Linked DNA regions of Homo sapiens: region 2 is linked to region 1. A link is a contact called in ENCODE Hi-C or POLR2A ChIA-PET data. All regions are on one chromosome and are shown on one strand. Each heading gives the region's core, a stretch centred on a gene start or an enhancer-like site at or near the end of the contact. The rest is flanking DNA. Distances are from core to core; before and after follow the strand shown. Region 1 holds the start of BSDC1 (BSD domain containing 1). Region 2 holds the start of RNF19B (ring finger protein 19B).

Region 1 (6,876 bases), core at 1,903-4,402:
TAACCATGAGATTGATTATGGTAGCTTGTATCTACATAATAACAGTGGAGGTGGTGAGAAGTCACTAGATTCTGGTTTTGTTTGAAAGGCAGAGCCAACTGGATTTGCTGATGGGATTAGTTTGGGAGTATGAAAGAAAGTGAGAAAGCAAGGATGACTCCTAGGTTTTTGGCTCGAGCAACTGGAATAATGAGGTTCCATTTACAAATGTGGGAAAGTTTGCAGGAAGATGAGGTGGATAAATCAAGAGTTTGTTTTGGGACATGTTAAAAATAATACACCTATTACACATGCAAATAGACAAAATGAACCTGATGTTCAGAGAAAATGTATGGGTTGGAGAGGAAATTTGAGAGCCATCAGCATATACATGGCATTTAAAAGTATGAGATTAGTGAGATGGCTCACACCTGTAATCTCAGCACTTTGGGAAGCCAAGGTGGGTGGATCACTAGAGGCCAGGAGTTTGAGACCAGCCTGGGCAACATAGTGAAGCACTGCTAAAGAAAAATTAAAAGTAAGGCAACACAGGGAGACCTCATCTCTATTTAAAAAAATAATAATAGCTGGGCTTGATGGTGCATGCCTGTAGTCCCAGCTACTCAGGAGACTGAGGCAGGAGGATTGCTTGAGTTCAGGAAGTCAAGGCTGCAGTGAGCCATGATCGTGCCACTGCACTCCAGCCTGGGCAACTGATATGGTTTGGCTCTGTGTTCCCACCCAAATCTCATCTTGTAGCTCCATAATTCCCACGTGTTGTAGAAGGGACCTGGTGAGAGATGACTGAATCATGGTGGGGGCGGGTTTTTCCCGTGCTTTTCTCATAATAGTGAATGGTTCTCATGAGATCTGATGGTTTTAAAATCGGGAGTTTCCCTGCACAAGCTCTCTTCTCTTGTCTGCCACCATGTGAGATGTGCCTTTCACCTTCCTCCATCATTGTGAGGTCTCCCTGGCCATGTGGAACTGTGAGTCCAGTAAAACTCTTTCTTTTGTAAATTGCCCAGTCTCAGGTATGTCTTTATTAGCAGTGTGAAAATGGACTAATATGGCGACAGAGTAAGATCCTGTCTTAAAAATAAAATAAAATGGGCCAGGAGCAGTGGCTCACGCCTGTACTCCCAGCACTTTCAGAGGCCGAGGTGGGTGGATCACCTGAGGCCAGGAGTTCAAGACCAGCCCGGCCAACATGGTGAAACCCCATCTCTACTAAAAATACAAAATTAGCTGGGTGTGGTGGTGGGTGCCTGTAATCCCAGCTATTCTGGACGCTGAGGCAGGAGAGTCATTTGAACCCAGGAGGCAGAGGTTGCAGTGAGCCAAGATCATGCCACTGCACTCCAGCCTGGGCAATAGAGTGAGACTCCATCTTAAAAAATAATAATAAATAAAATCATGAGACTTTATGAGAATATCTGGGGAATGACTATAAACATCAAAAAGGAGGAGGACACCAAGGGCTGAGCCTTCTCCCAGGGAATATCCCATTCCAGCAACAAGAAGGCGGTGAGAAAACAGCAAAGAATACTGAGATGCCAATGAACGGGGAAGAAAGTCAAGAGGGCATGATGTCCTGGAAGCCAAATGAAGAAAGTGGTCAACTGTGTCAAATAAGATGCGGATGTAAAACAAGAACTGAAAAGTGGCCATTCCTCTTGGCGACCTTAAGAAAGTTATGTCAGGCTGGGTGCAGTGGTTCATGCCTGTAATCCCAGCACTTTGGGAGGCTGAGGAGGGCAGATCACCTGAAGTCAGGAGTTCGAGACAAGCCTGGCCAACATAGTGAAACCCCATCTCTACTAAACATACAAAAATTAGTCGGGCATGGTGGTGCACAACTGTAATCCCAGATACTCGGGAGGCTGAGGCAGGAGAATCGCTTGAACCCGGGAGGCAGAGGTTGCAGCGAGCTGAGATTGCACCACTACACTCCAGCCCGGGCAACAGAGCAAGACTCTGACTCAAAATAAATAAATAAATAAAATAGATGTTTCCGTCTTCCACAGGGAGGACCAAAAATAAATAAATAAATAAAATAGATGTGTCCGTCTTCCACAGGGAGGACGTGGGATGGTGGCGGAGCTGGCTGCAGCAGAGCTACAAATAAATATAAAATAAATAAAATTAAATAAAATTAAATAAATAAAAGAAAGTTATTTCAAAGGATTGTCTGAGAGGCAAAAACCTAACTGCAGTGAGTTCAAGAGAGAATGGGAGGAGAGGGGAGTTGCAGACTGTGAGTAGGCAACGCTTTTGCTGTAAAGGGGAGTAGGGAAACGGTGAGGGATATAGAGAGGGCTGGTTTTTGTTTGCCTTTGAGATGGGAGAAACAGCAGTACGGATGATGACAAGGATAAATGCAGTCATCAGAGGGAAAAGAGATGAAGGGGGGATTACTAGATCTATGTCCTTAAGCAAACAAGAGGCGATGGGATCTACCGCACACGTGGAGGGGCTGACCTTAATTAAAGTCCAAAGTATGTGGGCTGTGGAATCTCCCTTCCAATCGCAGTAGAACTCAATCCAGGCGGTCTCCGGATTTCTCCAGACCACCTCCACCTGGCGTTGTTCTGAGCTGGGCCACCGAAAGTTGAGATTACTGAATGTGTGTGTCTCCCATTAACCCGTAAGCCCTCCAAAGGCTGCATCTAAGTCGCCTCTGAATTATTCACATTCCTCCAAACTCTGGGCCACAGCCCCGCAATATGGGCTTATTGAATTAGCCCAAAGAGACACAAAGCAGCCTCTACGCAGCTGGTTTCACAAAGGGGGGCGGTCCTAACCCTGCGCTCTGGGATCCTGACGTTCGAGCTATCTCTCCTCCTCCCCTCTGCTCCCAGCTCTCCGCAGTCCAGCTTGTCGGCTGATCATCGTCCATAGAGGCCACCGTACCCGACGTTTGCGGACAGTGACAAAGAGTCAAGCTTGGTGGAGCCTGAGGACAGGACTGAATGACGATTGAACTGAGAGTTCAGGGGCGGAGTTTGAGGGCGAACTCGGGACAGAGACTGGATAGAGTTCAGGGAGGCGGGACCTAATGATGGCGCAGGGAGGGGATTGGGCTGAGGGCGGTGCCGGCGCGAGGATTGGGCCGAGCGCCTCGGGGGCGGTCCTTGAGGGGGCGGTGCCGTGTCGGAAGTCAAAGGTCAGTAAATAGTGGTGATGTCATGCAGGCAAGATGGCGGAAGGGTGAGCTTGTCGTTTTGCTCCTAGGCGTTGGGGCCTGAATTCTCCCAGGGTTGGGGTGCTGGGCGAGAGTCCCGGTGGGGAACGTGAGATCAGCGGGGGCGTGGACTGATCTGAAAGGGCAGAGTGGAGTCGCATTGTGAGGGGGTGGGCAAGCGGTCTGCGAAGCCTCGGCCCGCAGGGTACATCTGAGCGGGGAACAAACCGGATCCTTGGGCGGGCAGGAATCGCACCGCGGTGCTGCCAGATGTGTCTGTCTTCCACAGGGAGGACGTGGGATGGTGGCGGAGCTGGCTGCAGCAGAGCTACCAAGCAGTCAAAGAGAAGGTAAGCCGGGCCCGTGCCCTTCTTCCCTCAGCAGGGCCCTGCGCCGCCTCAATGCAACCTGGTCCAACCAGCCCCGCCCAACTTTTGCGGGCGCTAAGTCTCAAGGATGAGGCTGACCTGGGCCTTTCTTTTAGCCTCTACCGGTCCACGGGAAGACAGACCTCGACGCAAACCAGTGTGATACTAGCCACAGTGAAATAAAGATGGTTTTAAAGGCTGGAGTTAACGAACGTTTTGTAGGAATCCATAGGAAGGAGCAATTTATTCCAGCTCAGGAAATTCAGTTTCTTCGTGAAAGAGAGAGCATTTGATACAGGTCTTGAAGGAAAAGATTCTAGCAGTAAAAAAACTTACTCGTATAGTCATTCAAATATTAGAGTATATGCGACAACCAGCACTCTGATAGGTCTTGAGGATACAGACTTCAGCCAAACAGATGTAATCCTGGGCCTTACAAAGCTCACAGTCTAGTGGAGAGACAGCCATTAACCGAGTAGCCAAACAAATAGTTGTTTAGTTACCGTTGTGGTAAGTTCTGTGAAAGGAAAGTACAGGGGCACCTTGTCTGTTCTGGTTAGTCAGTAACTCACCAGGGAAGGCCCCTGTGGAGAAGGAACCTCATCAAGGGCAACCCTGCCTAGACAGGATGAAAAGCAAGAACCCAAGCCAGAGATGAGCATGAGCCATACACACTGGTGCCTGATGAGTTCTAAGTAGGGGCTATGCAACGGGCAGTAGAGAGAGAGAGATTAATCACCAGAGAGTGGAAGGCCTTCTTGCTGAACAATCTCTGTGGGATGAGTGATATTTGGCTGTGCCAGTGGGTAATTTGCCAATGTGTATTCCTGTTTCATTTCATGCTTATTTGTCAAAATCAGCCCAACTGAATTGTGGGAAAAGTTGATTACTATTTACCTCAAGCAATTGGGATGAGTCCTGCTTCAGGGCCAACTCCAGGAAGCTTCTGACCTCACCTAAATAAGTCCTCTACTCTGGGAGTATTTTTGTTTTGTTTTGAGACAGAGTCTCACTCTGTCACCTAGGCTGGAGTGCACAGGTGCGGTCTCAGCTCGCTGCAACCTCTGCCTCCCAGATTGAAGTGATTCTTGTGCCTCAGCCTCCCGAGTAGCTGGGATTACAGGCATGTGCCACTACTCCTGGCTAATTTTTGTATTTTTAGTAGAGACAGGGTTTCACCATGTTGGCCAGACTGGTCTCGAACTCCTCACCTCAGGTGAGCCACCTGCCTCAGCTTCCCAAAGTGCTGGGATTATAGGCGTGAGCCACCACACCCAGACATCTGGGAGCGTTTTTATTCCTCCCTTATCCTGGGTACTCCTGGACAGCCTCTCAGCAATAGCCCAGCAAATCTGAGAATGCCCTGAGCTGTTTATGTTGTTGATGAGGACTGAGAGGCTTGCACCCTAACATTTGATAGAAGAGACCCGATAGTAGCATATTTCCTGTTGGGTAATTTCCTGGCAGGAAAGTCTGACATTCATTCAGCAGATGTTGCATGAGGGCCTCCTGTGTTTGTCTCAAGGTTGGTCTTATCATAACTTATGAAAAATAGATAGTTGGCCAACCTTCCGTCTTCATTCTTGGAATTCCCAGTTAAAAGCTGGGGTGGGGGTGGAGGTGGGAGTTGTTTATGCCTTTTTGGAAAGAAAAGACGTAATTTCCCTTTTTTTACTTTCTTACTCTTATATGTACTTGGGCAAGTGTTTTTTGTTTTTTGTTTGTTTGTTTTTGAGACCAAGTCTGGCTCTGTTACCAGGCTGGAGTGCAGTGGCTCAGTCTCAGCTCTGCAACTTCCGCCTCCTGAGTTCAAGTGATTCTCCTGCCTCGGCCTCCTGAGTAGCTGGGATTACAGGCATGTGCCACCACGCCCAGCTAATTTTTCTATTTTCAATAGAGACAGGGTTTCACCATGTTGGCCAGGCTGGTCTCAAACTCCTGACCTCAGGTGATCCGCCTGCCTCGGCCTCCCAAAGTGCTAGGATTACAGGTGTGAGCCACCACGCCTGGCCTCTTGGGCAAGTTTTTAACCTCTCTAGGCCTCAGTTCCTCATCTATAAAATGGGAATACTAACAATACCTACTTGATGAGATTGTGGTGATGGTTAAATGTTAATATATGTAAAACACTAAGAACAGTACCTAGCATACAGTAAGTGCTATATAAGCATTAGCTGTTATTAAGTGCTGAGGCTGATGGGAAAACCTCTTAGATACCACCCCCAGTTCGTTTTTCCTTCCATTTTTTTTCTTGGTCTTTTGGTGCTTTCCTATCTGTATGTCCCATTCTGGCTCCATCTGGACCACTCACTTCTCAGCACTCCTTAGAACACATTGCCCTGAAGACCACAGCTATGAGATGGTGCTATCATCTGCTTTCCTCTGCTCCTTACCTCCTCCTGTCCTGTCTTCCTGTGTGTTGTCAAGGGCAATATGACTGACACAAATACGTGTGCATACACGTTGATAGAGAAAGGCATATCATTGCTCTACATACTTACCAGAAAGAAGAAATTAAAAAGAGAAAGGCACCAAATGCTTTTTGGTTCCATCACAGATTCCCCAACCTCATCTGGGCCCACATACTCTTCAGTCTCCAATTTGCTTCTCCTCCCCTTAACTTCAGAAACTTTCCCAAAACCTAACTCTTCCCTGGGGTCCCCTATTCAGCCGCTTTATCCCTTTCACTTCCAGGAGACAACCTCATCTACTTTTTGAAACTTCAGGTGAACAAACAGGATCTTTAACTCTCTCCCCACCCTCAAAGCCACCACCTATAAACTTATCTTTACTCAGTCAGCTTTACCTACTGCTTGCCAAATCCAGTGGGTGGTTTTCAGCCCTTATCTTCCTGGACCATTCTGCTGCATTTGACGCTAGTGATCACTCCCTCTCTTGAAACGCTACTCTCTTGGCATTTGTGACATGATTCTTAAGTCTCCACATACTTCTCCAGACGTTGCTTTTGTAACTGTCTCATGAGTTCCTCTTCCTCTGCTTGCCCCCTACAGGTAGTGTCTGAGGACACTTGTCCTCAGCCCATTGCTCTGTCCACTTTCCAAACTCTTCCTGGGTCACCTTCTCCACTTTCCTGTTAGGGCGACTCTTAGACCTTTTGCCTGAACTTTAGTGTTGTGTTTTGCTTTGTTTTGAGATGGGCTCTCACTTTGTCACCCAAGCTGAAGTGCAGTGATGCAAACATGGTTCTCTGCAACCTCCACTTCCTGGATTCAAGCAATCCTCCCACCTCAGGCCCCCAAGTAGCTGGGACTATAGGCGTGTACCATCACGCCCAACTAATTTTTGTATTTTTTGTAGAGATGAGATCTCGCCATGTTGCCCAGG
Region 2 (7,249 bases), core at 242-2,741, 570 kb before region 1:
GCCACCACGCCCGGCTAATTTTTTATATTTTTAGTAGAGACGGGATTTCACTGTGTTAGCCAGGATGGTCTCCATCTCCTGACCTCGTGATCCGCCAGCCTGGGCCTCCCAAAGTGCTGGGATTACAGGCGTGAGCCTCCGCGCCCAGCCCCAAGGCAGTCTTCTTAAAAGGAAGAGGATGCATCTTTCTTCCCTTTTTCCTTCCCACTGTTTGGAATATGGACCATAGTGAGGTGACCTTAACACTGGAAGCCAAATACTGAGGATGGCTGAACAGCCCTGAACTGCCTACTTTTGGACTTATATTTCATGGAAAGAGAGAAATTTCTGGCTAGGTGCAGCGGCTCATGCCTGTAATCCCAGCACTTTGAGAGGCCAAGGCAGGAGGATCGCTTGAGCCCAGGAGCTCGAGACCAGCCTGAGCAACACAGGGAGATTTCATCTCCATGAAAAAAATAAAAATAATAGGCAGGCCTGGTGGCGCACCTGTGCTCCCAGCTACTCCAGAGGTTGGGGTGGGAGGATCGCTTAAGCTTGGGAGGTTGAGGCTTCAGTGAGCTGTGATCACGCCACTGCACTCCAACCTGGGTGACAGAGCAAAACCGTCTCAGGAAAAAAAATAAATAAATTTCAATCGTAAGCTATTTTTTTCTTTTGTTATTTGCAATTGAATGTAATCCTGATACATTCCTGTTGTTGAAGCTGTTTGCCTGCCTCCCACTAGGAAGCCTAAGGGTCCAGATCCTCCCCCAGTCAGAGGAATGGGGAACTAGAAAAAGAAAGGCAAAGGCACTGCCAGGCAAGAAAACGCTGGGTCTCCTTCCACAAGTTTGGTAAGTAAGCAAGATACCAGGAGGATAGAATGGTAAGTGAGCCTAGAAATAGACTATTATATACATAGGGTTTATTAAATACATAGAGAACACTGAATGCTAGACTAAGAAATTTGGACTTTATTCTGGAAGTCCCTTGCAATAGGGGACCTTGTCTGTTTTATTTTCTAATGCCTCGCACTTTGTAGAAGCTCAGTGAATGAATATATTCTTTATTAATTTATGCCGTCTGCTTAATAAACAGAAATGTTGGAAGGTGAACCAGTTGGGAGTCACCATCTGATCAACCCCTGCCTGCTTTTTATAAATAATGTAACTGAACCATCATTTACTGGAAGTGGCAATCAACCTGTGAGGAACGGCAAACCAAAAAGTCCACCTTGGGTGTCATGGTGATGGAATTGGAGGCGGAGACCAGGGAGAGCAGCGGGCTAGGATCTCTGAGAGTCTCCGCAACATGGCGGCCCTGGAACCACCTGACCGGCAGGAGGCGGAGCTCCGCCCCAGCTCGCTCGGCCCCACCCCGCTCGGCCCTGCCCAGCGCACTCCTAGACCGGGGCGCAAGGGTTGTGAGGTGTTTGAGCGAAGCGCCTGCGCAGGGCAGCGGCGCGCGGGGCGGAGGCTTTATAATCACTTCGTCGTTGCCGCTCGGCTTCTATCGCCGGGAGGGCGGTTGAGGCGGTGGTGGCGGCGTCGGCGGCGGCCGGGCGCTGGCTGAGGGGCGCTGAGGCGGGAGCTGTGGCGGCGCTGGGCGCCCCTGGCTCCTCGGCCTCTGCCGGCCATGGGCTCCGAGAAGGACTCCGAGTCGCCGCGCTCCACATCGCTACATGCGGCCGCACCCGACCCTAAGTGCCGCAGCGGCGGCCGGCGCCGGCGCCTCACCTTGCACAGCGTCTTCTCTGCCTCGGCCCGCGGCCGCCGCGCCCGGGCCAAGCCGCAGGCCGAGCCGCCGCCCCCGGCTGCGCAGCCGCCGCCCGCCCCGGCCCCTGCCGCGGCCCAGGGCCCGCCGCCCGAGGCGCTGCCCGCCGAGCCGGCCGCCGAGGCCGAGGCGGAGGCCGCGGCGGCGGCGGCGGAGCCTGGGTTCGACGATGAGGAGGCGGCGGAGGGCGGTGGCCCGGGCGCGGAGGAGGTGGAGTGTCCGCTGTGCCTGGTGCGGCTGCCGCCTGAGCGGGCCCCGCGCCTCCTCAGCTGTCCGCACCGCTCGTGCCGGGACTGCCTCCGCCACTACCTGCGCCTGGAGATAAGCGAGAGCAGGGTGCCCATCAGCTGCCCCGAGTGCAGCGAGCGACTCAACCCGCACGACATCCGCTTGCTGCTCGCCGACCCGCCGCTTATGCACAAGTACGAGGAGTTCATGCTGCGCCGCTACCTAGCCTCGGACCCCGACTGCCGCTGGTGCCCGGCCCCGGACTGCGGGTGAGCGCGGGGGCGTGGCGCGGGTGGCGGCGGGCTGCAGCCGAGGGGCGTGGCTGGGGGCAGCAGGGACCCCGCGTGGGTGTCCCAAGCAGGGAAACCCGCAAGGCGGCAGCTTCGGCGGGGTGGTAACCATCAGGCAAGCCCAGACTAGTGGTGTGAACGCACCCGACACCCCGCCCCCTGCCCCAGGGCTCGAGGTGGCTGCTAAGCATTCGGTGAGGGGAAGGGAGCTGTCCAAGTTAGGAGACAGGGAGAGGCGGTTTTTTTGTTGGGGGAATGCCCTCTGTCCGGAGGTGAGGACAGTATCTTTTTTTTTTTTTCTTTTTTTTTTTGGAGACGGAGTCTCGCCCTGCCGCCCAGGCTGGAGTGCAATGGCGCGATCTCGGCTCACTGCAACCTCCGCCTCTCAGGTTCAAGCGATTCTCCTGCCTCAGCCTCCCGAGTAGCTGGGATTACAGGCGCCCGCCACCACACCCGGCTAATTTCTTTGTATTTTTAGTAGAGATGGGGTTTCACCATGTTGGCTAGGCTGGTCTCGAACTCCTGACCTCAGGTGATCCTCCTGCCTCGGCCTCCCAAAGTGCTGGGATTACAGGCGTGAGCCACCGCTCCCGGCCAAGGTGGGGAGTATCTCTTAATGAGAGTGGGGAGGGGATATTTGGCCAAGGAGGGAATGAGAATATTCTGAGGGGGCAGCGCGTCGGAGGGGTGTGTCCACTTGGCTAGGGACAGACTTAGCATTGCAGAAGAAGGCGTGTTCTCCCTGACAACCACCGCTGAAAGTTGGGATGGAGGTGACTGGGGAATAGGCTCTCGGGTACCCTGAGCACTATGTGTTCTGTGCCACGCTATCGGGAGGCACTCTGTCGTTCTTACCTTGCTGCCTTGGGTAGGGTGAGGGGTAGACAGATATGTTCTTTGTCCAGAGTCTCAATGGGGGCACTGAGAAGAATGCCCAGAGGTTGGTGTGATAGGAGAAATTGTGTTTCTGAACCCCTTTGATCTTGAGTTCTTGATGACAGTCTTTTTAATGCACCATGTAGGCTGAATTTTAAAGGGCAGTAAATTAAAATATGCAATATCTGCAGAGACATAATACACCAGATTTTGCTATCTGAAGCATTCAGTGGAGACCTTCCTCGCCCTCCCCGCCTTTAGAAGTCTAATTGTTACTGTCAGTATATCCCATGAAGGGGTTGCACGCAGGAAGAGGGGCTCATTTAAGTAGTTGGGAGTCAGACAGCCATTACCTGTTCTGTGACCTTGGGCAGATAATTTTATTCTTGTGTGTCATGTTTTGGCGACAAAAAGATGCTGGGGAGTCCTTGCAGTGTGTAAACGTAATGCTAGTAAAAAGTTGTGTGATCTTTAGCTTCAAAGGAGTTAAGGACTTTTAATTGTAGCCTATATATCAAGGTGGTTTTGAAATCTCCATGATGCTGCTGGTTGTCTCCTTTCAAAAGGAGCTGTCTTAGAGTGTCTAGGAGAGTAAGAAGAGTTAACTTCTGTTTTTAATTCTGCCAAACTTGTTTAGAAATGGGTGTGCTATTTAACCTCACTGAGATGGGGTTTCTAAATTACTTTGAAGTGTTGTGGTCAAAGGAATGGTGTTTATGGTGGCTCACTTTCACTTTCAGTTAATAAGTATCAGGAAGGACCTTTTAGGTTCATGGAACTGTCTATGTCTAGTGATCTTACTGGCCCTCTGAGGTTAATTTATATTAAAGTTTTACAGATACTGTTGATCTGTTTTCTTAACCAAACGAATATTAAGAGAACACAGGCCAGGCTCGGTGGCTCACGCCTATAGTCCTAGCATTCTGGGAGACCAAGGTGGGTGGATCACCTGAGGTCGGGAGCTCAAGACCAGCCTGGCCAACATAGTGGTATCCTGTCTCTGCTAAAAATAGAAAAATTAGCCGGGCATGGTGGTGCACACCTGTAGTCCCAGCTACCCAGGAGGCTGAGGCAGAATCGCTTGAACCTGTGAGGCAGAGGTGCAGTGAGCCGAGATCAGGCCACTATACTCCAGCCTGGGTGACAGAGCGAGATTCTGTCTCAAGAAAAAAAAAAAACAAAACACTGCATAGTTAATTTTGGAATAGTACATTAACTCCTTTCTGAGATGTTTCCTTGAGTTCTAAGAAATGTGGCAGATCATCTTTCTGGAAAAGGTCCCTGTTTGTTTTTTTATTTTTCTAAAGTCAGTTTCTGTCTTTGCTCACATCAATAAAAATGCACAGAAAATAATTTTCAAGCTTGGTGACAACTCTCAACTATTTGGAAGTTATTAAAAAATTAGGCCATTTCTTATTTTAGCCAAGTATTATGTTAGTATCCTCCAGATTTTATTTTTTTAATTAGTTAGAAGAATGATAATCATATATATAGTTATATATATAAACAATGTATTTTTTTATATGTGTCATCTACGGACTTAAGGTGGAGTTTGGGGAAAGAAGAAAGCTGGCCTCTCAATACCTGTGTGCCAGGTATATATAATTTAATTCGATACAACCTTGTGAGATAGGTTTAGGTTTGATATAGTTTTATAAATGAGGAAACTAAAGTTTAAGGAAATTGAATGACTTGTTCAGGGTCATATAACTAGTAAGTGGTGGAACCAGGCTTAGAACAGGGGTCTTAATTCCAACCAATGCCAATATTCCTTCCATTCAGCCCCTGTTTTAAAAAGCATTTGCTTGTCAACATAGCCGCATTATTGAGGATGCTGCTGCTTGGGTGCATTTCATTAAGTGTAGCCTGAGGACAACATGGAGAAAGCCAAAGATACTAGAGTCTAGTTTCCTTTCTGATTCCTGTTGTTAACAGCCTCCTACCTACGTTATTTTTCTTATCTGAAATAGGTCTAATTCTTTCCTGACTTGAGAGGTTTAATTAATGTTTACACGGTGTTTTGAGATCTTCAGTTGAAAGTGGTTATAGGGAGTAACTTTAAAATTCTGTTAGTTGCCAAATAGATGCCTGAGTTCTCCCTTGGGATGTGCCTAGTGGCTTTGCATCTCTTTTTTTTTGAGACAGCGTCTCGCTCTGTCACCCAAGCTGGAGTGCAGCAGTGGTGCAATCACGGCTCACTGCAGCCTCAATCTCCTGGGCTCAGGCGATCCTCCTGCCTCAGCATCTCAAGTAGCTGGGAACACGGGTGCATGCCACCAAGCCCAGCTAATTATTATTATTAATATTATTATTATTATTTGTAGAGATAGGGTCTCCCTGTGTTGCCCAGGCTGGTCTCGAACTCCTGGGCTCAAGCTGTTTTCCCGCCTTGGCCTCCCAAAGTGCTGGGATTATTGCTGCCTCTTTTTAATGCCAGGAAAAAAAATAGCTTCTGTGTTCTTACTGGATGTCATGGTTCCCTTGTTTTGTTTTGAACAGTGTTGTTTTGTTTTGTTTTAGAGACAGAGTCTCACTCTGTGCCCAGGCTGGAGTGCAGTGGCATGATCATGGCTTACTACAACCTTGAACTCCTTGACTAAAGCAGTACTCCCACCTCAGCCTCCTGAGTAACTGGGATTATAGGCACGAACCACTGCACACTGCTCCTTTGTTTTATTTTTTTAAACAAATCGTTCTATTCTTCTGGGGCTGGTAGAGGTCATTGATAAACACTAGAAGAGAAGTCCAAGTCCCAGTTACCTCCTATTCCCATACCTGACCATCTTTACTGCCCACAGATAAAGTTCTTGCCAGCCAAATTGATCAGGTCTCCCCTCTGCCTTGTTTGTATGTGCATTTGGTAGGGTGAGGGGGGCATGTGAGCAATCTTACAGGTTCTGATCATTAGTTTTACTATAATTACTCATAATAACAAGAACACCATACATTCAGAGATTCATGATTTGTTTACAGAATATTTGTAGGATAGAGCAAAGAGTTTTGGATTTTTCTTCTCTTACACTCAAATATGGTTTTATTTTATTCATAAATAAGGGAACCAATTTCAGTGGGAAAACATTCACATTATAATTTTTTTTTTTTTGAGACGGAGTCTCGCTCTGTCACCCAGGCTGGAGTGCAGTGGCACCATCTCTGCTCAGTGCAAGCTCTGCCTGCCGGGTTCACGCCATTCTCCTGCCTCAGCCTCCTGAGTAGCTGGGACCACAGGCGCCCACCACCACGCCTGGTTAATTTTTTTTTTTTTTTTTTTTGTATTTTTAGTAGAGACGGGGTTTCACCGTGTTAGCTAGGATGGTCTCGATCTCCTGACCTCGTGATCTGCCCACCTCGGCCTCCCAAAGTGCTGGGATTACAGGCGTGAGCCACTGTGCCCGGCCTCACATTATTATTTAATATACTAAGAACAATATGGCCTAGTATAATCTTAAAACAAGCTGTCAAATGAGATAAAATTAGTTCAAAATACAAATAACTGATTTTTTATAGTTCTTTATAGTCTTCAGACTATAATCTCATTCAGACATAATTTCATTTTAGTCTCATCCAGGTGGATATTGGCGTGCATTTTATAAAGGAGAAACCAGTTCAGAGAAGTTTAAACATGGGGCCTAGTGTTTCATTGCTAATAATTGGTACAATTGATCTTTTACGCTTTTGAGTCTCTGCCCAAGTATGTCTTTTCAGAAACCCCGAAGTCAGGTAACTGTAATGTTTTCCTCTCAAGTATCCTGTTGCTAATCTTAAAACCCTTTCAGAATCTCTAGGAGACTGACGGGTGAGCAAAGTAGGCAACAGAAAATTTCCTGGTGTACAGGGGCAGATCTTCTGTACAGATGAATAAGAAGGGATAAGGCTGTCTTGACCTAAATTCTTTGTGCAGGTCCACCACTCCAGCCTTTCATTGCTGCCTCTGTCCTCTGCAGAATCCTTCCTCCCACCTGATCCCAGGAAACAGTATCAGCTATTGGCCTTCCCAGACAACTAGACTGGACCATCCCATAAACAGGAAGCTTTTTTCATCCCTAGCACATTTATGAGGGAAGATCAAGCAAGCTCTTTGAGCAAGACAAATTTCAGTCAGT

The links. Hi-C counts contacts between places; a loop is a spot of excess contacts on that map. ChIA-PET counts read pairs that join two places held with the same protein, here RNA polymerase II (POLR2A). Pooled maps may share reads with other maps.
Region 2: a pooled map shows a loop between it and region 1 (8-fold over the local background). The contact joins the promoter of RNF19B here to the promoter of BSDC1 in region 1. A Hi-C loop is called at or near these places in 6 of 50 pooled maps. POLR2A ChIA-PET finds 5 or more read pairs at or near these places in 2 of 52 experiments (Panc1 and activated CD4-positive, alpha-beta T cell).

The regions. Positions count from the first base shown.
Region 1 is chr1:32,390,717-32,397,592 of GRCh38, reverse strand. BSDC1 (BSD domain containing 1) reads left to right here and starts at 3,152. Exons shown (of 11, transcript NM_018045.8): 1 at 3,152-3,189; 2 at 3,453-3,513. The coding sequence starts at 3,179. RefSeq lists enhancers at 1,324-2,019, 2,767-2,846, 2,718-3,413, 3,137-3,426, 3,414-4,111.
Region 2 is chr1:32,959,051-32,966,299 of GRCh38, reverse strand. It overlaps RNF19B (ring finger protein 19B), which reads left to right and starts at 1,491. Exons shown (of 9, transcript NM_001300826.2): 1 at 1,491-2,249. The coding sequence starts at 1,615. RefSeq lists silencers at 1,207-1,776, 2,137-2,346 and an enhancer at 1,392-1,896.